3 separate regions of the Homo sapiens genome follow, and regions 1 and 3 are each linked to region 2. Evidence: chromatin loops called from intact Hi-C (ENCODE). Cell type or tissue: OCI-LY7. All regions are shown on one strand. Links, peaks and the distances in the headings refer to the core of each region. The heading gives the core; the rest is flanking DNA.

Region 1 (6,953 bases), core at 131-5,130, 260 kb before region 2:
ACCCTTACCCCTTCGGCCCCGCCACCTGCGGTCGCTTGGATGCCACTGAAGACGAACCACGTAATGGGTAGTTTGGAGCCCCTAGTGTCACGCCAAACACAGCGTGTTCGCCACAGGACATAAATGTGACGCTGTAGTGGGGCATGGCTCAGCCAACGCCGTGCCCTTCCTCGCTGGAACAGAGGTTGTTCCAGATACAACTCTCTTTGTCAAGTGTCTCAAGTATGGAGTAAAAAATGTTCACCTGCCCGGCTCCCCAGGGGAAAGGCTATCCATTCAGAAAGTAGCTATTTGTGGCTTTAACCGGGATGAAATAAATGACGGCAGAGGACGTTTGAAGGCGGCCCCGGCCCGAGGACAGAAGTCCCCGGCCAGCCGTGCTGGGGTGGGGGAGGGCCGAGGGTGGGGACGGGGATCTGGGGCCGCTCACATGCAAATGCGCCGGGACAATCCGGCCGGGCGCCTCTGCGCCTCCGGGAGGCCGAGGCAGGAACAAAGCATTAGCATTTTCTACATGTGAAAGGCCTGCATTCCTGGGCGGGGAGGCCCCCGGGGCGCCGCCCCCCTCTTCCCATTCACACTCGGGACCACACAGAGCGCCTCTCGCGCCAAAAGCTCCGAGGTTCGTTTCAGCTTTTCTTTTCATCCGAGCGATGCATACGAAATGTAGATATTTCCCTAAACGCCGGCTTTGACATTTAATGCGATCCTAAGTAGTCTGAAATGTGGACGGGATTAGGAGGAGGCTGGGGGCCCACAGGGACACTTGGCCAAATCCCCCTAAATCCTCCAGGACAATTGTTTGTCACCACACGGATTCCTATTGCCCCAAATGAGGGGGCTAATGAACTTCGCTGCCTCCTCCCGTCGCAGCCCCACTCCCACCCTGGAGCCTGCATTTCTGCCCAGTCCTTTCTAGGAAGAAAGGGAAGATGAATTTTTAAATTGCAAGTTTTCTGCATGGGTTTGGTTACTTTAGTCCAGGCCAAGTTGACTTGGAGGATTGACTTTGACCAGTAACTAACCCACCCGTCCCGGGCTACTATTTAACTCTCACTCCATAAAGGCGCAGAGGTCAAGGATGCTGAGGCCCTGTGAATCTTGGGCTTATGTTAATAGGCCTTCACCACCTTGAAAGAAGTAGGCCCTGGGTGTCGTTGCCAGGCCTAGAAAGGACATGTCACCAAAAATTCTGTTTAGCAGGCTTTATTGTTCACCTAGAACAATCCACACACTGTATAATGCACAGCCTGTCTTCAAAGGTACTTACAATCCAGTAGGGGAAAGAAAATGGTCAACAAAGAACACGTCATGAAAGACATGCGCTTGCAGATTTGCCTAGTTACTATGGGGCTGAAACAAAAAAGCTTCTGGGACCAGAGCATGCCCTCAGTAAGCATGTGTGAAATGAAGAGTGGGGGCATAAGAGGAAATCCCTTGGAGGAGGATAGGGCTATGGAGAGGCAGTGTGGGATGCCCAGGATGTTGACACATTAAAACTGGAAGGGAGAAAATTTTAGGCAGCAGAAGAGACTGAAGCAAAGCTCTGAGGGTAGGAAATGGTGACTCCTTTTAGGGGATGGCAGAGAATCCAGTGGTGGAACAAATGGGGCATAAGGGAGGGATTAATAGTAGCTAAACTGGGTGTGGTGGCTCATGCCTGTAATTCCAGCACTTTGGGAGGTGGGAGGATCACTTGAGGCCACGAGTTTGAGACCAGCCTGGGCAACATAGTGAGACATTGTCTCTGCTTTAAAAAAAGAAAAAGGCTAAGTAGGAAGGGCAGAAAGAGACCTTCAGGTATCCCTGAAGCAACCCCTAGGCAGGAGCCAGAGCTGTGCTATAGGAAGTTACAGGCTGTGGTGAGGAAGAAAGGGTGGGAGAAGGAATCTGAGGCAAGGAGACCGGGTACCTCTTGTCATCACAAGATGAGGTCCTGGGCAAGGCAGGAAAGAATAGGATGAGAACACAGGATGCCACTAGGTGTTGAGCAAATCAAAAGTGAAGGAGGACTGGGTGCAGTGGTTTGCACTTGTAGTCCCAGCTACTAGGGAAACTGAGGTGGGAAGATCATTTGAACCCAGGAGTCTGAGGCCAGCCTGGACAACATAGTGAGACTCCGTCTCAGAAAAAAAGTGAAGGAGGTGGTAATTTATCTCAAGGAGTCCCCCTCCATTCCCCACTGTCCAGCCTCAGTGCTGTTATATAATCTTTGCTTTGATATCACTTTTACATGATACAGTGAAAATTATGGTGTTCCCTTTCAAACATTTGGGAGTTCAAGGCACATTCAGCAATGGTACAATGGCCGCACCCTTAAACATCATTCTAATCCTATGAATTAGTATCCCCATTTTACAGATGAAGAAACTCAGGCACAAAGAAGCAAAGCAACTTGTTTCATATCAAAATTGTTCCAGAGAGAGAACCAAGATTTGAAGCCAGTCGGGCTAGAGGGTCCATGATGTCATCAGTCACTTTTCTCCAGGTGGCTTCCAAGAACAGGGAGGAATGAGAGAGACTCAGAGGTAGCACTGAGATGAAGGAAGTACAGAGGGAGACTGGGCTGAGCAGGCCCTTTCGGTAACAAGAGGGATAAGTGAACTCACCTGTATTAAGTGTCCACCAGGCACACTTTGCATGCATCATCTCATTTTAATCCTCACACTAGGCCCTGAAGAAAAGCATTTTACAAACTGGTCAAAAAACCTCAAGAGAGATGAAGTCATTTGCTCAAAGTCACTTAGATTGAGTAAGGGCAGAGCTGTCAGAAAACTAGTCAGAAAGGGACTATGAGAGGTGACACTCTGATATGAAAGAGGAGGCGGAGGGTGCATAGTTTCCACATGCAGGCAGATGGCAGTGCATTGGGCAAGGCCATGCAAGGTTGCTGGCCTGTGTTCCAGTCAAGGGCATGGCTTTAACAGAGCTCTGCAGGAGGCTGTTAAGGGCCGGAGGGCACAAGGGAAGACTACTACAGCTGTTCTGAGGGTTCATGCCATGTGGTTTGGGAGACACTTGCAACAACATCCTCCTGGGTCCATGAAGAAATTCATGAGGTCGATTTTGTCCCGTATTGTAGATGATGCAGCTGAATGAGTGGTAGAGCTTCAATAGACCTAATGGCTCTCAGAATTCAAAACCCCAGCAAAGGCCAGGCACGGTGGCTGATGCCTGTAATCCCAGCACTTTGGGGGGCTGAGGCAGGTGGATAGCTTGAGCTCAGGAGTTTGAGATCAGCCTGGGCAACATAGCGAAAACCCGCTTCTACAAAAAATACAAAACTGGGCATGGTGGCTCTTGCCTGTAGTCCCAGCTACTCGGGAGACTGAGGTGGGAGGACCACTTGAGCCCAGGAGGTCCAGGTTGCACTGAGCCTTGATAGAGCCACTGCAACATTTGCCTGGGCAACAAAGCAAGACCATAGAACAACAACAACAACAAAACCCAAAAACCTAAAAACGTAAACCCCAGCAAATAAGTTGCCATATTTTGAGACTGATGCCTATGGTTCTCATATCTGCTAAATTCCAGAAAACCATATACCATAGAAGAAACTGTATTTACCAGGGAAGATACAAAGGGGGAAGAAACTGGGAACAACCAGGAAAAACTTTAGTAAGTGACATTTAAATCCTTTTTTTTTTTTTTTTTTAGACAAGAGTCTTGCCCTGTCACCCAGGCTGGAGTGTAGTGGCACGATCCTGGCTCACTGGAACCTCCATCTACCAGGTTCAAGTGCTTCTCCTGCCTCAGCCTCCCGAGTAGCTGGGATTACAGGCACCCGCCACCACGCCCAGTTAATTTTTATATTTTAGTAGAGACGGGGATTTCGCCATATTAGCCAGGTTGGTCTCGAACTCCTGACTTCAAATGATCCACCCGCCTTGGCCTCCCAGAGTGCTGGGATGACAGGCGTAAACCACCAAACATGGCCAAAAGCCTTTTTGTATAGATAGGGTTGTTACTAGAAAGGGGTCCCGATCTAGACTCCAAGAGAATTCAGAAAGACTTCAGCGTAAGTCTGTAAAGTGAAAGCAAGTTTATTAAGAAAGTAAAGGAATAAAGAATGGCTACTACACAGGCAGAACAGCCCTGAGAGCTGCTGGTTGCCCATTTTTATGGTTATTTCTTGATGATGTGCTAAACAATGGGTGGATTATTCATGTTTCCCCTTTTTAGACCATATAGAGTAACTTCCCAATGTTGCCATGGCATTTGTAAACTGTTATGGCGCTGGTGGGAGTGTAGCAGTGAGGATGTCACTCTCATCACCATCTTGGTTTTGGTGGGTCTTAGCTGGCTTCTTTACTGCAACCTGTTTTATCAGCAAGGTCTTTATGACCTGTATCTTGTGCTGCCCTATCTCATCCTGTGACTTAGAATGCCTTAAGCCTTAACCACATGGGAATGCAGCCCAGTAGCTTTCAGCCTTATTTTACCCAGCTCCCATTTAAGATGGAGTTGCTCTGGTTCAAACCCCTCTGACAGAGTTACCTCAGTTAGCAGAGGTGGCTTTAACAAAATGGGGCAGGAAAAATAGGTGGGAAGAAGCCTTCCTGGCTATGGGAACCAGTATGAGTCCAGACACAGAGGTGAAGAACTTATATTTAATTTGCTGGGCTCTGCTGACAGTAGGCAGTGGAAGGAAAAGCTGAGCTGCTGGAACATTAATCTGAAAAACACTGAATTGGCCTCCCTTAGGATGTGCAGGGCTATGCCAGCAACTGCAGCAGGCATGGTTATGACATCTTTGCCAGGCTTCCCTGCAGCTTAGGATGGCTCCATGACATGATGTGACAAAAGAGATGTTAAGCTCAAGGCTGCTGAGGTTTCTAAGAAAGTTTTGTTCCAGATAGTCTCCCATCAAGATTAGCTAGTTTTTGCCCTGTTTTTCTTGCCTTCAATGTTGATGTGATACTGGAATATCTTGTGACTATGGAAACAAATGCCCAAATGCTGAGGACAGTGGCATGGAAAAACAGAGCTGAGTCCTGGATGGCATCACGGGACACTAGAACCCAGGCCAGCAGCTGCCTTCATATCCCCTTCTCAAGTGAGAGAAAAATAATCTTTAAGTCACAGACCTATTTTTTGCTACTTGCAGCCAAATATAGTCTTATTTAATATAGGACCTGCCCTACCCTTACTAGGTATTGCCTGCTTTCCCATAAACAAACCAGCATGCAGAGAAAGTTCTAATTTCTTGATTTCTCTAAAGATGTGTTTTTTTGAAGTACAATTATAGGGCTTTTCCCCTTCATACTACCATGACTATGTGAGTTCCTAGCGATTTATGAAGTCTGTGGACTCACTCTCCAGAAAATTCCCAGGCAAAGCAATTCTGCTCATTTGAGTGGGTCTCACAGTACTGCTGTCGGTCTGGAGTATGGGAAAGCAGAGACGGCAGACTTAAACCAACAGCAGTGCAGATTACGGGTCCTATGGTCCTACTTAGAAGGGGCTTCAAGAGGTCCAAGGAAGCTAGGCTATCTCTGCTTTCTGTGTCCACCTGTAAAAATCTACTCTGTGTACAAAACAACTACAATGTGGCACTCGATCAATGGAGCCCCTACATCCATCCATCCATGTTTAAAAAGAGGAGGATATTCTCCCCTTCTTTGAGTCTGTTGGCAATGCCTATCTCAGTCACAAATATTCAGTTCTAGTATATATCATTACCTGAGTTCCGCTTCCTGTCAGCAACAGAATAATTCAGATAGGCTGGGCTCGATGGCTCACGCCTGTAATCCCAGCATGTTGGGAGGCTGAGGCGGGCGGATCACCTGAGGTCCGGAGTTCGAGACCAGCCTGACTAACGTGGAGAAACCCCCATCTCTACTAAAAATACAAAATTAGCCAGACATGGTGGCGCATGCCTGTAATCCCAGCTACTCTGGAGGCTGAGGCAGGAGAATCACTTGAATCTGGGAGGCGGAGGTTGCGATGAGCCGAGATCGTGCCATTGTACTTCAGCCTGGGCAACAAGAGCAAAACTCCGTCTCAAAAAAAAAAAAACGGCCAGGTGCAGTGGCTCACACCTGTAATCCTAGCACTTTGGGAGGCTGAGGCGGGTGGATCACAAGGTCAGGAGTTCCAGACCAGCCTGACCAACATGGTGAAACCCCATCTCCACTAAAAATACAACAATTAGCCAGGCGTGGTGGCGGGCACCTGAAATCCCAGCTACTCAGGAGGGTGAGGCAGGAGAATCACTTGAACTCAGGAGGCAGAGGTTGCAGTGAGCCGAGATTGTGCCACTGCACTCCAGCCTGGGAGACAGAGCAAGACTCCGTCTCAAAGGAAAAAAAAAAAGAATAATTCAGATAAAGTTTCAGATAAATCAGTACTTATCCACACACTTGTCTCTCTAGTTCTGAAACTGAGGTAACATGTAGATTCAGCTAATGTGTCTCCAAACTAGGGAAGTGAAGCATTGTGACGTTAAGGGATATTCCTAAATGGCAAGCTTTGATGAATCTACCAAACACCATCTTAACTAGGGGGACACCCAATTTACTAGAGCAAATCCACATTGTCTTTTGTTTGTTTGAGACAGGGTCTCACTCTGTCACTTAGGCTGGAGTGCAGTGGTGCCATCATAGCTCACTGCAGTCTTGAATTCCTAGGCTCAAACAATCCTCCCACCTCAGCCTCCAGAATAGTTAGGACTACTGGCATGGGCCACCATGTCCAGCTTTTAAAAATGTTTCAGAGACAGAGTCTTGCTATGTTGCTCAGGCTGGTCTTGAACTCCTCAAGTGATCCTCCCGCCTTGGTCTCCCAAAACATTGGGATTACAGATGTGAGCCACTGCACCCACTTGTATTGTTTTTTCCCCCTACTTAATGTTAGTGTATATACATCCTATTGGCAAATTTTGTCAACGTCAATCCCACAACACATAACTGTCTCTTGGGAAGAAGCTATTAAATTCTTGTTTGCATTTGCAA
Region 2 (8,491 bases), core at 2,005-7,004:
CCAAACATCTATCAACAGACAGACAGATAAATGAAATGACATATCCATACAATAAAATATTATTCAGCCATGAAAAGAAATGGAGTGTTGATGTATGCTACAACATGAATGAACCCTGAAAACATGTTAAGTCAAAGAAGCTAGTCACAAAAAGCCATATTGTGTGATTTCATTTATGTGAAATATCTAGAACAGCAAATCTGCTGAGACAGAAAGTAGATTAGTGGGTTGCTAGAAGGTAGAGGAAGGAGGAAATGAGGAGTGGCTGCTAGTGGGGTTTATTTGGGGGGTAAGGAAAGTACTCTAGAATTACATAGTGGTGGTAGTCGCACAATCTTGTGAATATACTAAAAACTACTGACTTGTACACTTCAAAAGGGTGAATTTTGGGCCAGGCGCTGTGGCTCACGCCTGTAATCCCAGCACTTTGGGAGGCTGAGGCGGGTGGATCACGAGGTCAGGAGATCGAGACCATCCTGGCTAACACAGTGAAACCCCGTCTCTACTAAAAATACAAAAAATTAGCTGGGTGTGGTGGCACGCACCTGTAGTCCCAGCTACTCGGGAGGCTGAAGCAGGAGAATCGCTTGAACCCGGGAGGCGGAGGTTGCAGTGAGCTGAGATCATGCCACTGCACTCCAGCTTGGGCAACAGAGTGAGACTCCATCTCAAAAAAAAAAAAAAGTGAATTTTATGTGAATTATATATAATTTTTTAAAAAAGAATTTCCATGACTTACCAGCAACATGAGAGTTGCAGTTGCTCCACATCCTTGTCTACACAAACTATTGACTGTCTGCAGTTTTAGACATTCTGCAGATGTATGGTAGGATCTTGTGGTTTAAATTGTGTTTCCTTGATAACTAATGAAGTTAAGCATATTTCATGTGTACTGGCCTTTGGATATCCTCTTTTGTAAAGTACTTGTTTAAGAGTCTTGTCCTTTTTGGAGGCGGAGGGGGCGACTGTATGACTTTTTCTTATTTATTTATTTTTTTAAGACGGAGTTTCGCTCTTGTTGCCCAGGCTGGAGTGCAATGGCGTGATTTCGGCTCACCACAACCTCTGCCTCCTGGGTTCAAGCGATTCTCCTGCTTCAGCCTCCCAAGTAGCTGGGATTACAGGCATGAACCACCATGCCAGGCTATTTTGTATTTTTAGTAGAGATGGGGTTTCTCCATGTTGGTCAGGCTGGTCTTGAACTCCTGACCTCAGATGATCCACCTGCCTCGGCCTCCCAAAGTGCTGGGATTACAGGTGTGAGCCACTGTGCCTGGCCTGACTTTTTCTTATCGTCTCATTCTTTTTCCGTCCTTCCTTCCTTCCTTCCTTCCTTCCTTCCTTCCTTCCTTCCTTCCTTCCTTCCTTCCTCCCTCCCTCCCTCCCTCTCTCTCTCTCTTTTTCTTTCTTTCTTTCTTTTTTACAGAGTCTCACTCTGTTGCCCAGGCTGGAGTGCAGTGGTGTGATCTCGGCTTACTACAACCTCCACTTCCCAGATTCAAGCGATTTTTGTGCCTCAACCTCCTGAGTAGCTGGGATTCCAGGCATGCACCACCACACCTGGCTAATTTTTGTATTATTAGTAGAAATGAGGTTTCGCCATGTTGGCCATGCTGGTCTCGAACTCCTGACCTCAGGTGATCTGCCCACTTCAGCCTCCCAAAGGGTTGGAATTACAGGCGTGAGCCACCACACCCAGCCTTGTCTCATTCTTTACATATTCAGAATACTGCTTCCAGTCAGGTATGTATTGCAAATATCTTTTTCTACTCTGTGGTTTCCCTTTTCACTCTTATTGGTGTCTTTTGATGAATACAAGCTACTGATTTCAATATAGCTCAATTTATCAGCTTTTCTTTATGGTTATTGCTTTCATAACCTGTTTTTAAGAAGTCTTTGCCAGCTGGGCATGGTGGCTTACACCATAGTCCCAGCACTTTGGGAGGCCAAGGTGGGAAGATCACTTGAGCCAACTTGAGCCAAGGAGTTTGAGACCAGCCTGGGCAATACAGTGAGACCTCATCTCTACCAAAAATTTAAAAATTAACTGGGCATGGTGGCATGAGCCTGTAGTCCCAGCTACTCTGGAGGCTACAAGGAGGATCACTTGAGCCCAGGAAGTAGAGGTTGCAGTGAGCCATGTTCACGCCACTGCAGTGCAGCCAGGACAACAGAGCAAGATCCTGTCTCAAAAAAAAAAAAAGGCCTTTGCTAGCCCCAAAGTCATAAAGATATTCTATGATTTCATTTTTCTATGAGCTTTATTGTTTCACATTTCTACAATCCACTTGGAATTGATTTCTATGCATAGTGTGAAATAGGGGACAACATTCATTCTTAAAATGCAAATGTTCATTTAATCCAATGCCACTGTTAGAAAAAAAAAAACCAAAAAAACCATCCTTTCTTTACCATTCTGCAGTGCTATCTTGGTCACAATTTGACTGTTTATTTATGCAAACATCTATTTCTGGGCTTTTGAACCAATTAGTCAATTGCCACAGAAATTCTGGCATTTTTATTGGGATTGCATTGAGGATAACAATTTGGGGATAAATGTTACTTCGTTTTTGTTTTTTTTTTTTTTTGAGACAGAGTCTCGCCCTGTCGCCCAGGCCGGAGTACAATGGTGCGATCTCGGCTCATTGCAACCTCCACCTCCTGGATTCAAGCAATTCTCCTGTCTCAGCCACCCTAGTAGCTGGGATTACAGGTGCCCGCCACCACGCCCAGCTAATTTTTGTATTTTTAGTAGAGACGGGGTTTCACCATGTTGGCCAGGCTGGTCTCAAACTCCTGACCTCGTGATCTGCCCACCTCAGCCTCCCAAAGTGCTGGGATTACAGGCGTGAGCCACTGCGCCCTGCTGATAACTGTTATCTTTACAACATCGCCAAACTATGCACAGAATAGTCTTCCATTTATTATATATAGGTTTTTTTTCAGTTTCTCTTAGCAATGTTTGTAGTTTTCAGTGTGTACTCTTGTGTCTCCTTTTCGTTGCTTTTTGGGAGAGTATTTGGTTTTGATGGTATTATAAAATAAGATCCTTCTAAGATTTCTTTTTTTTTTTTTTTTTGAGACGGAGTTTGGCTCTCTTGTCACCCAGCCTGGAGTGCAATGATGCAATCTCGGCTCACTGCAACCTCTGCCTCCTGGGTTCAAGCAATTCTCCTGCCTCAGCCACCCGAGTAGCTGGGATTACAGGTGCCTGCCACCACGCCTGGCTAATTTTTGTATTTTTAGTAGAGACGGGTTTCACCAGGTTGGCCAGGCTGGTCTCGAACTACTGACCTCAGGTGATCCACACTCCTCGGCCTCCCAAAGTGCTGGGATTACAGGCGTGAGCCACCACACACGGCCTAAGATTTCATTTTACTTTGTTGCTCATATATATAAATACAGTTTTCATGTTGATTTCATCCAGCAACTTTACCTCCATTTATTTTATTTTATTTTTATTTTTTTGAGATGGAGTCTCCCTGTGTCGCCCAGGCTGGAGTGCAATGGTGCAATCTCAGCTCACTGCAACCTCCACTTCCCTGGTTCAAGTGATTCTCCCACCTCAACCTCTCGAGTAGCTGGGATTACAGGTGTCCGCCATCATGCGTGGCTAATTTTTGTATTTTTAGTAGAGACCGGGTTTTGCCATGTTGGTCCGGCTGGTCTTGAACTCCTGACCTCAAGTGATCCACTCGCCTCAGCCTCCCAAAGTGCTGGGATTAGCTACTCAGGAAGCTGAGGCAGGAGAATCGCTTGAACCCAGGAGGAGGAAGTTGCAGTGAGCTGAGAGATCACGGCACTGCACTCCAGCCTGGGCAACAGAGTGAGACTCCGTCTCCAAAAACAAACAAACAAACAAAGTGCTGGGATTACAGGCGTGAGCCACCACACCGGGCCACCTCTTCATTTATTAATGTAATGGTTCGCCTGTAATTTATTTTGGATTTTTCTACCTGTAGTTATGTAATCTGCAAATAATGACTTTTATCTCTTCCTTTGTAATGTCTTCTTGTTTATTACACCTATACTTCAATACAGATTATTATAGAACTGGTGAGAGGAAACATCTTTAATTGTTCCCCATCCCAGAGTAAAAACTTTCAATATTTCACCATTAAGTATATTTGCTGCGTGCTTTCTGTAGAGACTCTATCAAAAAAGGAAGTACTCTCAGATGAGAACAGGTCCTGGCAAAAAAAAAAAAAAAAAAAAAAAAAAAAAAGGAAGTGCTCTTTTTCTGTTGTTATTTGTCTGAGACGGAGTTTCACTCTTGTTGCCCAGGCTGGAGTGCAGTGGCGCAATCTCGGCTCACTGCAACCTCCGCCTTCCGGGTTCAAGCAATTCTCCTGCCTCGGCCTCCCGAGTAGCTGGGACTACAGGCATGTGCCACCACACCGGGCCAATTTTGTATTTTTAGTAGAGATGAGGTTTTTCCATGTTGGTCAGGCTGGTCTCCAACTCCCGACCTCAGGTGATCCGCCCACTTCAGCTTCCCAAAGTGCTGGGATTACAGGCGTGAGCCACTGCGCCCCACCTGGAAGTGCTTTTTTTCTAGTCAGTTTATGCTATGAGTTTTATCATGAATGGGTGTTTAATTTTATCAAATGCTGTCTTCATCTATAGAGATTATTTTCTTTTTTTCTATTAATGGTATGAGTACCTTACCTTTTTTTTTTTTTTTTTTTTTTTTTGAGATGGAGTCTCCCTCTGTCCCCCAGACTGGAGGGCAGTGTTGCTATCTCGGCTCACTGCAAGCTCCGCCTCCCGGGTTCACACCATTCTCCTGCCTCAGCCTCCCGGCAGCTGGGACCACAGGCACCCCCCCCCATGCCCGGCTAATTTTTTGTATTTTTAGTAAAGACCGGGTTTTACCGTGTTAGCCAGGATGGTCTCGATCTTCTGACCTCGTGATCCGCCTGCCTCGGCCTCCCAAAGTGCTGGGATTACAGGCGTGAGCCACCGCTCCCGGCCTACATTACCTTTTAAAATATTAAGCCAGCCAGGCGCAGTGGCTCACGCCTGTAATCCCAGCACTTTGGGAGATCGAGACAGGCAGATCACGAGGTCAGGAGATCGAGACCATCCTGGCCAACACGGTGAAACCCCATCTCTACTATAAATACAAAAATTAGCCGGGCATGGTGGCGGATGCCTGTAGTCCCAGCTACTCAGAAGGCTGAGGCAGGGGAATCACGTGAACCTGGGAGGTGGAGGTTGCAGTGAGCTGAGATGGTGCCACTGCACTCCAGCCTGGGCAACAGAGTGAGACTCCGCCTCAAAAAAAAAAAAAAAAAAAATTACGCCACCTTTGTATTCCTGGAAAAACCCCTATGCTGATCTTAATATATTAGTTGTATTGTATTCCTGATTTTGATTTGCTAACTTTTTTTAGAATTTTGCATTATGCTCCTGAGAAAGCCTAACCTGTAATTTTCATTTCCCCTAATGTTTTTGTCAGTGTTTTTTATCAATATTATGTTGACTTCATAAAACAATTCTGTTTGTGTTCTTTGTAAAGAGTTCATGTAAGATTGCTGTAGTACCTGTCAAATTTGTTTCTGTAGAATGATCAAATGTCACTTTATAAATCCCCTCATGGAACTGAATAATGAACCAAATGGTAATATCCACTATAGTTTTCTCACTTGGGGGCTTTCATTTAGACAGAAATTACTAGCTGTCTAAACTGGCAGAATCCCAGAATATGGGAGTTCTTCCTTCATGTAACAGTTACTAATGTTTTTACTAAATAGATGTTCCCCATGCTGAAATAAGATTGTAGAAAATGATGCCAGCCAATTCCTGCTGAATGTATAAGACTTATCCTGTGATCATTATCATTTTATAAAATTATAGGAAAAATGAGTGAATATTTCATTATAATAGGTTAAACTTTAATAAACCCTAGGGAGAAATTCAAGCTATGTATAGTATAGGATAATTTGCTAGAATTCTCACCTCTTCTTTCTTGAGCCACGTGGCCTAGTAAATGGCTAAGACATATGAATACCTTATTTGGAAACATCCCGAAGTATAATTCTAAACTGATTATAGGGGTGTGGTTTGGTTGAGGAAAATCATGACTATTATGTTAAGAAACTTCATCTATTATAGTTTAAGGCAGCAGGTAGCAAAATTGGCTTATATGAGGAATTATTTAAAACATTTGGACAATTCTTGTGTCAAATAGGAACAATGTTTAAAAGAAAAATGAAAAAGTGTTTATGTTCATTGCCTAGTAATTTCTTGGGCATCTTATACCAGGAAATGTCAGGAATAGCTGACACTGTATTCTCTTAAGTAACAGGGACATGGCAGGAACGAACACCAGCAACTTTTGGTTTTACTAATTTACCAAATTGTAATCCATACATATAATTAAAAATATGTGGTTATTAATGTGAAGAGGTGCTTGGAATTCAAGGATATTTTAAAAGATATCTCTATTTTACTTGGCTAGACTTAAAAAAATTTTTAACGTATTTCTCAATCAGCTGAAGATAGAGAGTAGATGGCAATAGTCATACTTTGAGAAATTGCAGATACACACACACAAAATACTTTGAGAAATTAGGGATACACACACACAGAGCACGAGAGAGAGAGAGAGACAGAGAGGGAGAGAATTATAAACACATATACACATTTGGTCACACTATATCACCACAGTCTTTTTAGAATTAGTTGGTAACAACTCTTTTCCATCTTATCTTGGGTTAGGAATATTTTTTAAAACTTAAATACAGTAATTCTCAAATTTTTTGGTCACAGGACTTCTTTGCACTCCTACTTGTTAAGGACCCCAAAGAGCTTTTGAAAATGTTTGTAATATTCATTTATATTTACCATATTGGAATAAAACTTAAACATTTTAAATATTAGTTCATTTATAAATAACAAATAATTTTTATGGGTTAACATAAATAACATTTTTAATGGAATATAACTTTCCCCAAACAAACAAAAAAGTATTGAAAATAATGTCATTGTTTTATATTTTTGTAAATCTCTTTAATGTCTTGCGTGATAGAAGAACAGCTGCATTCTCATATTTGCTGCATTCAATTTTATGTGTTACGTTGTTTTGGTTGAATTCTATAAAGAAAATCCAGCTTCACAGATATGTAGGTGGAAAAGATAGGAATATTTTAATAGCTTTTCCAAATAATTGTGAATTTTCTTTTTTGAGGCTAAAACTTGACAAGTGTTAGTTTTTTAAGGATTAAATGTAGTGTGGAATCCATTGGTCTATCCTACTCTTTTAAAAAAATTTTTTTAAATTTTAATTTTAATTTTTTTTGAGACAGCTCTGTCACCCAGGCTGGAGTGCAGTGGCTCCATCTCAGCTCACTGCAACCTCCACCTCCTAGGCTCAAGCGATCCTCCCACCTCAGCCTCCAGAGTTGCTGGGACTTCCAGGGCACATCATCACACCCAGCTAATTTTTTTTTGTATTTTTTTGTAGAGATGGGGTTTCACAATGTTGCCCAGGCTGGTCTTTAACTCCTGGACTGAAGTGATCCACCTGCCTTGGCCTCACAAAGTGCTGGGATTACAGGCGTCAGCCACCGCACCTGGTCCTATCCTACACTTTGAATAGATTGTTACCCCTATGTGAGTTTGTAACATCAATTTATTGATCTTTTAGAAAATATCAGTTTACTGAGTTTCAAGGATCTTCCAAGTATTGATATTTCATTAAAAAAATCACACAAAAAAGGATCTTCCAAATATTGACATTTCTTCAAAAAAATCACACTGTAGCCTGACATGGTGGTGCACACCTGTAGTCCCAGCTACTCAGGAGGCTGAGATGCGAGGACCACTTGAGCCTAGGAGTTTGAGACCAGCCTGGGCAACATAGGGAGACTCTGTCTCAAAAAAAAAAAAAAAAAAAAAAAAAAAGGCCCATTTGTTAATATTACTACTAATCTCACTAGAAAAGTCTAAGTGTTGGGAAGCTATCAAGCTCACTGGTTACATACAAGTGTTCCAAAATGCTAATTTTATTGGAAAGTTCAAATGTTATGAATGGCAACAAATGCTGTCAGTTGTATTCCTTGTATTGACAGGCTTATTTTGTTCATTTTTGAGAAAATGTCTGCCAAATACCTAAATCTGGAAACCTGTTCTTTCAAGTAAGATGGTGAAAAAAGTGGCTAGTTTTGCTTACTTATAACTCAATAGCACCAGTTCTTCTCCTAGAGCTGCCATTGTCACTCAGCATGCAGCAGAAATGCTATAGGTGTACTTCCTATCTTATCACATACAATTGTAAAAGGACTGGTACTAAATGACTGCAATGTAACAAAATTAATCATTTACTTGTTCATCAAGGGAATTTTTTAAGTGAAACTGGCTTTATTTTTTCCCATGTAGTGGTGAAGAATACAATGACTACAAATAGAGTTTGGCACCACTGCCTTGTTTTGTGCTACGGTGCTGGCAGTTTTACTCCACTAGCAGTGCAAACAAATGTCCTCAGTGA
Region 3 (6,953 bases), core at 131-5,130, 560 kb before region 2:
AGGAGTGGGAGAAGAAGGAGGCGGCAGCAGTGGGTGAGGGAGACACTAATTTTAATTTTTTTTTTTATAGAGACAGGGTCTCGCCATGTTCCCCAGACTGGTCTTGAACTCCTGGGCTCTAGCAATTCTCCTGCCTTGGCCTCCCAAATTGCTGGGATTACAGGCATGAGCCATTGTGTCCGGGCCCTTCTGTATTTAATTAACTGGGATCCAGTGGAGAATTTTCCATTGTCAATGTTTTGATAACCCTGAAATACAGTTTTTATGTGAAGGGGAAGTAAACTGCTTGACTCTTTCTCTGTATTTATCACTTTTCATAGTAATGAGTTGGTACTCTAGCAGTCTCCAAAAGTGACCAATGAATTTTTTCTCCCTGTAAATTACGATGAACTGATAGGTGTTAATATACACGTAGTCATATTTTTTAAATTGATATATCTCTTAAGTCTCTCACATGCTCGCTCTCTCTGTCTCTCATTTTGACACTCAGATTTCTCCCCAAGAACAGTGGGAGCCTCTTCAGGTTCGCGCCTGTGCCTCACATCTAACTGGCCACCATCCTGGAATGTCCTCCTTCTGCCTCCTGCCCACCTCATTGTCACCACCGTGGGCCATAGCCACATCTCTTCTGCCTTTTTTGCCCATTCAGGAAAAAGCCAAACATTTGAAAACACATATCTGGTCCTATCATTCTTTCATTTCAGTTGCTCTCCATGGCTCTCAGCATAAAATCCGGGCCCTTGAATCTGGACTTCAGGGCTCATTCGATCTGGCCCTGGCCTCCTCCTCTGCCTCAGCAGCTGCCATGTTTCAACTATATTGAGGCTCTGTGGCTCCTGGCCTGTAGTCCTGCCCTCCCTCCCCCAGGCCTCACACGCAGTTTTCTCCATCTGTGTCACCTTCCCCCATGGCTAACTTCGCTTTATCCTAGGCCTTGGCTCAGGCCAGTGGTTCTCAACCTTGGCTGCACATTACATCATCTAGGCAGCTTTAAGAAATTCCAATGTCTGGGTTCCTCCCAAGACCAATTAAAACATGAATGTCTGGGGGTGAGGTCAACTTTGCTTTTTTTTTTTTTTTTTGAGACAGAGTCTCGCACTGTCGCCCAGGCTGGAGTGCAGTGGCACAATCTCGGCTCACTGCAAGCTCCGCCTCCCAGGTTCACGCCATTCTCCTGCCTCAGCCTCCTGTGTAGCTGGGACTACAGGCACCTACCACCACGCCCGGCTAATTTTTTTTTTGTATTTTTAGTAGAGATGGGATTTCACTGTGTTAGCTAGGATGGTCTCGATCTCCCGACCTCGTGATCCACCTGCCTTGGCCTCCCAAAGAACTTTGCTATTTTTAAAAGCTTGCGTAGATGATTTTGCTGTGCAGCCAAGATTGAGAAACACAGTTTGGGGTGTTTCTTCCTTTGAGAAACTTGCCCTTGCCCCTCCCCTCAACCCTGCCATGCCTGGGTTCCCTGCCATTTATTTCTGCTGCAGCATTCTGCTCTAACCCTTACTTTACCGCCTCGACCTCACTGTGTTAACCCTTGGGTTTCTTCTAGGCTAGATGGAAGCTCCATATGGGTTGTGGCCACATCTGTGTGGTTCTTGTCTGTGATTACTCAGCACGTAAGAGGTGCTTGGTAATACTATATTTGTAAATGGATGGTAGGGAGATATTTAGACTAGACTGAGGTCATTGGAGGGTAGAGACAGTGTCCCACCATGTATGGGACAAAGGCCAGATTCCATTGTCTCCCACCATCATTTTTTCCCAGCCTTATCTCCTGCTCCTCTGAACTTTTTCACTTAGACAGGTGGATTTCAAACAGCTCTACCCTTTTCCGAATTCTGCCAGTAGTTGCTTGGCCTCCTTTCTACCTGTCTAATGAATGTTCCCACCTCATGGGCCACCTTTGAACTTAGGAAACTTGTGAGGAACACTTATTTGACACTTAGCCATGTATATACTATGAGAATGTTTTCAAGAGCATCCATTGAGACACCTGGTGTAAGAAATAATTTTTCTATTTTTGTGAGTTTAGGGGACTTTTCCTTTGAACAGAAATTAAAACCTTATTTACTAGAAGAATAAAGTGATGTTAAATTGACACTTGCCCTTTTAAAAATGATTCTTAGTTGTTTGTGTTTATTTAGCTTTATTGAGATGTAATTCACTTACAGTGAAGCTCTCCATTTGCCCCTATGAATTCTTCTCTGAGTTGTTTAACTTCCGCTCGCCAGTTGGATTTCAGGCATGTGTGATCTAGGACTCATGCTGCCACAGTTGCTTCCAAATACAGCTTCAAGGGCAACCCCCAAAGCCACCATGGACTATGATGCTACTGTGACTAGAGCTAGTATTGTGACCTTTGAAAGCCTAAAGATGCACAAGGAATCTGACCCATAATGGAAAGCACTAGTTAGTTGGCTTCTTAAAACCCTGGTTCTCTTGGCTCCTGTGGCCTGTTGCTGCCTTATCCACCAGAGGGCAGTGTTCCACTCGGCTTAACAGTCGAACCCCCACCCCCACCACCCGTTGAGGTCTTGCCTTTCAAAATCCTAACATTTTAGCTCCTGAAGTGACCCCAAAACAGTGTTTCTTAAAATCGTGCTTGGTAGAAATAAATCTTACATTGCAACCAAATATACATGCGTACATATACAACTCCACATATGTATATATAACAAAAGTTTTATAAAGTAATACTTTACTATGTGTAATATTCTTTCTTTCTTTCTTTCTTCCTTCCTTCCTTCCTTCCTTCCTTCCTTCCTTCCTTCCTTCCTTCCTTCCTTCCTTCCTTCCTTCTTTCTCGTTCTTTCTTTTGACGGAGTCTCGCTCTGTCACCTGGCTGGAGTACAGTGGCATGATCTCGGCTCACCGCAACCTCCACCTCTCCGGTTCCAGGGATGCTCCTGCCCCAATCTCCCGAGTAGCTATTTTTTTTTTTAATTTTTGGTAGAGACGGGGTTTCACCATGTTGGCCAGGATGCTTTCGATCTCCTGACCTCGTGATCCACCTGCCTCAGCCTCCCAAAGTGCAGGGATTACAGGCGTGAGCCACCGCACCCAGCCTCTATTTTCTTTCTTGCCTTTTTTTTTTTTTTTTGAGACAATGTCTTGCTCTGTCACCCAGGCTGCAGTGCAGTGGCATGAACACGGTTCACTGCACTCTCAACCTTCTGGGCTCAAGCAGTCCTCCCACCTCAGCCTCCCAAGTAGCTGGGAGCATAGGCGTGTGCCACCAAGCCTGCTTAATTTTTGTTTGTTTGTTTGTTTGTTTTTTTGTAGAGACGAGGCCTCGCTGAATTGCCTAGGCTGGTCTTGAACTCCTTAGCTCAAGTGATCCTCCAACCTTGGCCTCTCAAAGTGCTAGCATTATAGGCATAAGCAACGGTGCCTGCTATTCTTTGATTTTTATTTTTATTTATTTTATTATTTTTTTGAGACAGAGTCTCGCTCTGTCGCCCAGGCTGGAGTGCAGTGGTGTGATCTCAGCTCACTGCAACCTCCGCTTCCCGGGTTCAAGCGATTCTCGTGTCTCAGCCTCCCAAGTAGCTGGGATTATAGACGTGCACCACCATGCCCGGCTAATTTTTGTATTTTTGGTAGAGATGGGGTTTCACCATGTTGGCCAGGCTGGTCTTGAACTCCTGACCTCAGGTGATCCACCTGCCTTGGCCTCCCAAAGTTCTGGGATTACAGGTGTGAGCCATCATGCCTGGACAATTCTTTCATTTTTAAAAGATGCTTATTGCCACCAAAAATGAGTTTATTATTCACAAATCAGGTCATGGCCCACAATTTTACAAATATTGCCTTAAATGCCTTAAAGTTCTTTTAGTCTAATACCCTGGATAGTTATGGATGAAGAGAGGTAGGGTTAGAGATGGGACTTATCCAGGTCACTATGGGATTCAGAGCAATATCTAGGATGGGGCGTCAGGCTCTGGAGTTTTAATCCATTGCTTTTTGCCCTGTATTTTACACTTAGAATTTTGTTAATGGGTCTTGGTTATCCCAGTGACATTGTTGTTGAGGTGCATCCAGTGCTCAGGCAGGTCACAGCAACAATGGCGTGTGTGCGTGCATGCGTGTGTGTGTGTGATGTTCCCCAGCCCCATGAACAGCACAGTGGAATATCATCTCAGCCACTGATTGTCAGCTCAGTGCTGGCCTCTAGAAGCTAAGCCTTATGGAATCCTGCATGTGGATCCTCTTAGATGATTTCTCTTACCTGAGTACCCCTGGTGGACCTGGCTTAGCAATGGTTTGTATGATAGCTCAGAAAACAAGCATTAAGTCCATCAGCACATTATACAAATTCAATAGGCAGAGAGTCACTTGCTACTCTCAAAGGATCGGCTTCTGAAATGCAGAAGGTGGAAGTTCTCATGTGACCCCATCCTTGCTCTGTAGAATGCCACCCAGAGGATGTTTGAAATTGACTATAGCCGGGACTCCTTCCTCAAGGATGGCCAGCCATTTCGCTACATCTCAGGAAGCATTCACTACTCCCGTGTGCCCCGCTTCTACTGGAAGGACCGGCTGCTGAAGATGAAGATGGCTGGGCTGAACGCCATCCAGACGTAAGTAGGAGGGCATGTGGCTCTCACCTAGGCCTGAACACCCACTCTGGAGAGAAGATACAACTGTATTTCTCAGGGTGGCTATTTTATTGCTCAGAAATGGGAAATGGTCCAGTGTGATGTTCTGGGAGGGGCTTGTCATGAGCCGGACTGGCCCTTTTTCAAATAATTAACTACTTCTTCCAATCTTCAATTTTAATCATCAGAAATCATTAAATAAATAGCTTAAAAAGGAAAAGGATGGGGGAAGCAAACAGAAGTAACAATGATTGAGCACTTACCAGATACAGGGCACTTTATACTAATGATTCCATTTCCTCGAGATAGGTATTATTGTTCCTGTTTATAGCTGGTGAAACTGAAATTTGCCCAAGGCCATATCTTTGGTCAGAGGTTCAGCTAGTATTTGAAGGGAAGGGAAGGCATGCAGGCAGCTGTAGCACAGGTATGGCTGTAGTCATACAAAAAGCTAGGTTAACAGGAGAAAAGCATAACAGATATGTAAGTTTTATCTGACATGAGAGTCTTCAGAAAAGAAGACCCAAGGAAAACTTTTTACACTTAGATTCCATGAAAGGTTCTGACCTAATGGTGGTGGACTGAAGTGGGAAACCCTCAAGGCCTGCCTCAACAGATTCTTCTTGGCCTTTCTGGGTGGCATTCCTTCCTTCTGGGTATGGAGCAGGACCCCTCTGCAATGAGGGTCTAGAAGGGAGAAGGGAGAGGTGACCTTTCTAGGTTTTCTGGCTTGCTTTGGGAGAGAGGGGTTCTAATTTCTATGACCCACACTGGGGGAAGATGAATTCTGGTTTGACTTGCTTCAGGGGAGAAGGAGGGGTGGGCAACAGAAGAGCAGGAGAAGGCCAGAGAAAGAAGATTTGCTTCTAAGGCCTTCCGATCTCCTTTAGTTCAAAGTACTTAGCATGCCAAGGTGCCATACTTTGGGGTATTGTTTTCTGAGCCCCAATAACAGAATAAGCCTTGTGCTTAGGTAGATTTCTGAAACCCAGTTTGGCTTTGTGGTTCTGCTGCGGTAATTGTATAACTTCAGGGTGTAGAATTATCCCAATAGCTATCTCTCTGCATCTCTTTTGCTATTGCAAAGTAACTAACTAACAGGCAAGAAAGTTGGTGTGGCTGGCTGCTCTGGCTCTTGCAGTGCTGATGTGGATTGCTGATAACTTCTCAAAGATGAAGAGTGAGAAAACCCAGAGGCAGATTCCGAAGATAGATACTTAGGGAGAATGCGCTCATTATTCTGGTTCTAAGGCCACTGGCAGAGTGAACCCAAGTTCACCTGTTTATAATTCCGACAGTGAGTTCTGGAAGACCAAGACTGTTCCAGGGAACCCTGAAATCATGGGATCACACACACGCAAAATGACACAACCCAGGGTCTTCAAAGAGAGCTTTGTGATGGTAATGGATGGCTCCATATTTAACTTTGTATCCCATGCTGTCTGTAGGTAGACAGAGGAGCTGGTAGAAGGTTTTGTCATTTTACCTCCTGCCACATGATTCCTGACAAAATCTTTTGTCAGAGGATCTAGGGCTTGGAGTTTTTCCTACACGTACTAAAAATTATTTCTTCAAAAAATAAATATGTCTCTTACTACTTTTCAGCAAAATATTCTTATTTTTCCTAAGCCTCACATGGACATATATAATTTTTATTTTTATTTATTAAAACAATTTTTTAGAGCTGGGGTCTTGCTCTGTCACCTGGCTGGAATGTAGTGGCTCAATCATAGTTCACTGAAACCTTAAAGTGGGCTCAGGTGATCCTCCCACCTCAGCCTCCTGAGTAGTTGGGATTACAGGCACTGCTACCACACCAGCTAATTTTTTTGTTTTGCTTTGTTTTTAGAGATGAGGTCTCACTATGTTTCCCATGGTGGTCTTCAACTCCTGGACTCAAGCGATCCTACTGCTTTGGCCTCCCAGAGTGCAGGGATTACAGAAGAGAGCTACTGTGCCCAGCTATAATTTTTATGTAATAGGAATTAGTGCTGATATAACTCTGGAGTTTTCTGTTGTTGTTGTTGATTTTAAGAAGTGTCCCCATGAAGTCTGACTAGCTTGGGGAGCTGCTGTAAAAATTCATAACAAGGCCCCTCCCAAGAGGCTGCCAAGCGGGAAGGTCTATGTGTCCTGTGGTTTATGGTTCTACACCATATCTTTCTCTATAGACAGTTTAGAAATTTATGTAGGATACTGGATTTTTGAGCTCTTTCCCCTTCCACAGAGCACCTCAATTCAATTATTTATGCAAAATATAATTACAAAAAGCTAAAAACCTGACTTACAAACAAGTATATAATGGACATATGTCAGAAATTTATTTAACTGGATAAAGAAAATGTGGTACAT

What was found. Hi-C counts contacts between places; a loop is a spot of excess contacts. Peaks named below come from ENCODE experiments on the same cell type or tissue, not always from the same donor. Only the 100,000 strongest peaks of a DNase experiment are listed, where the experiment ranks them.
Region 1: it touches region 2 in a loop (10-fold over the local background); 17 of 110 quality-filtered maps call a loop at or near these places.
Region 3: it touches region 2 in a loop (5-fold over the local background); 8 of 110 quality-filtered maps call a loop at or near these places.

Annotation. Positions count from the first base shown.
Region 1 is chr3:32,774,517-32,781,469 of GRCh38, reverse strand. No RefSeq gene overlaps it. Among named protein-coding and RNA genes, the nearest start is that of TRIM71, 40 kb to the left of the region's middle. RefSeq lists enhancers at 1-173, 110-189, 174-895, 896-1,616 and a silencer at 6,879-6,953. In OCI-LY7, for the core only: a CTCF peak has its summit at 2,802; no DNase peak of the experiment used is centred there; H3K4me3 peaks cover 686 bases.
Region 2 is chr3:32,512,269-32,520,759 of GRCh38, reverse strand. No RefSeq gene overlaps it. Among named protein-coding and RNA genes, the nearest start is that of MIR548AY, 10 kb to the right of the region's middle. In OCI-LY7, for the core only: a CTCF peak has its summit at 4,559; a DNase peak (open chromatin) is centred at 4,199; H3K4me3 peaks cover 637 bases; H3K27ac peaks cover 1,100 bases.
Region 3 is chr3:33,070,174-33,077,126 of GRCh38, reverse strand. GLB1 (galactosidase beta 1) reads left to right here. Exons shown (of 16, transcript NM_000404.4): 2 at 4,414-4,583. It also overlaps the pseudogene SUMO2P10. Among named protein-coding and RNA genes, the nearest start is that of GLB1, 23 kb to the left of the region's middle. In OCI-LY7, for the core only: CTCF peaks have their summits at 2,276 and 2,479 (motif pointing right); a DNase peak (open chromatin) is centred at 2,486.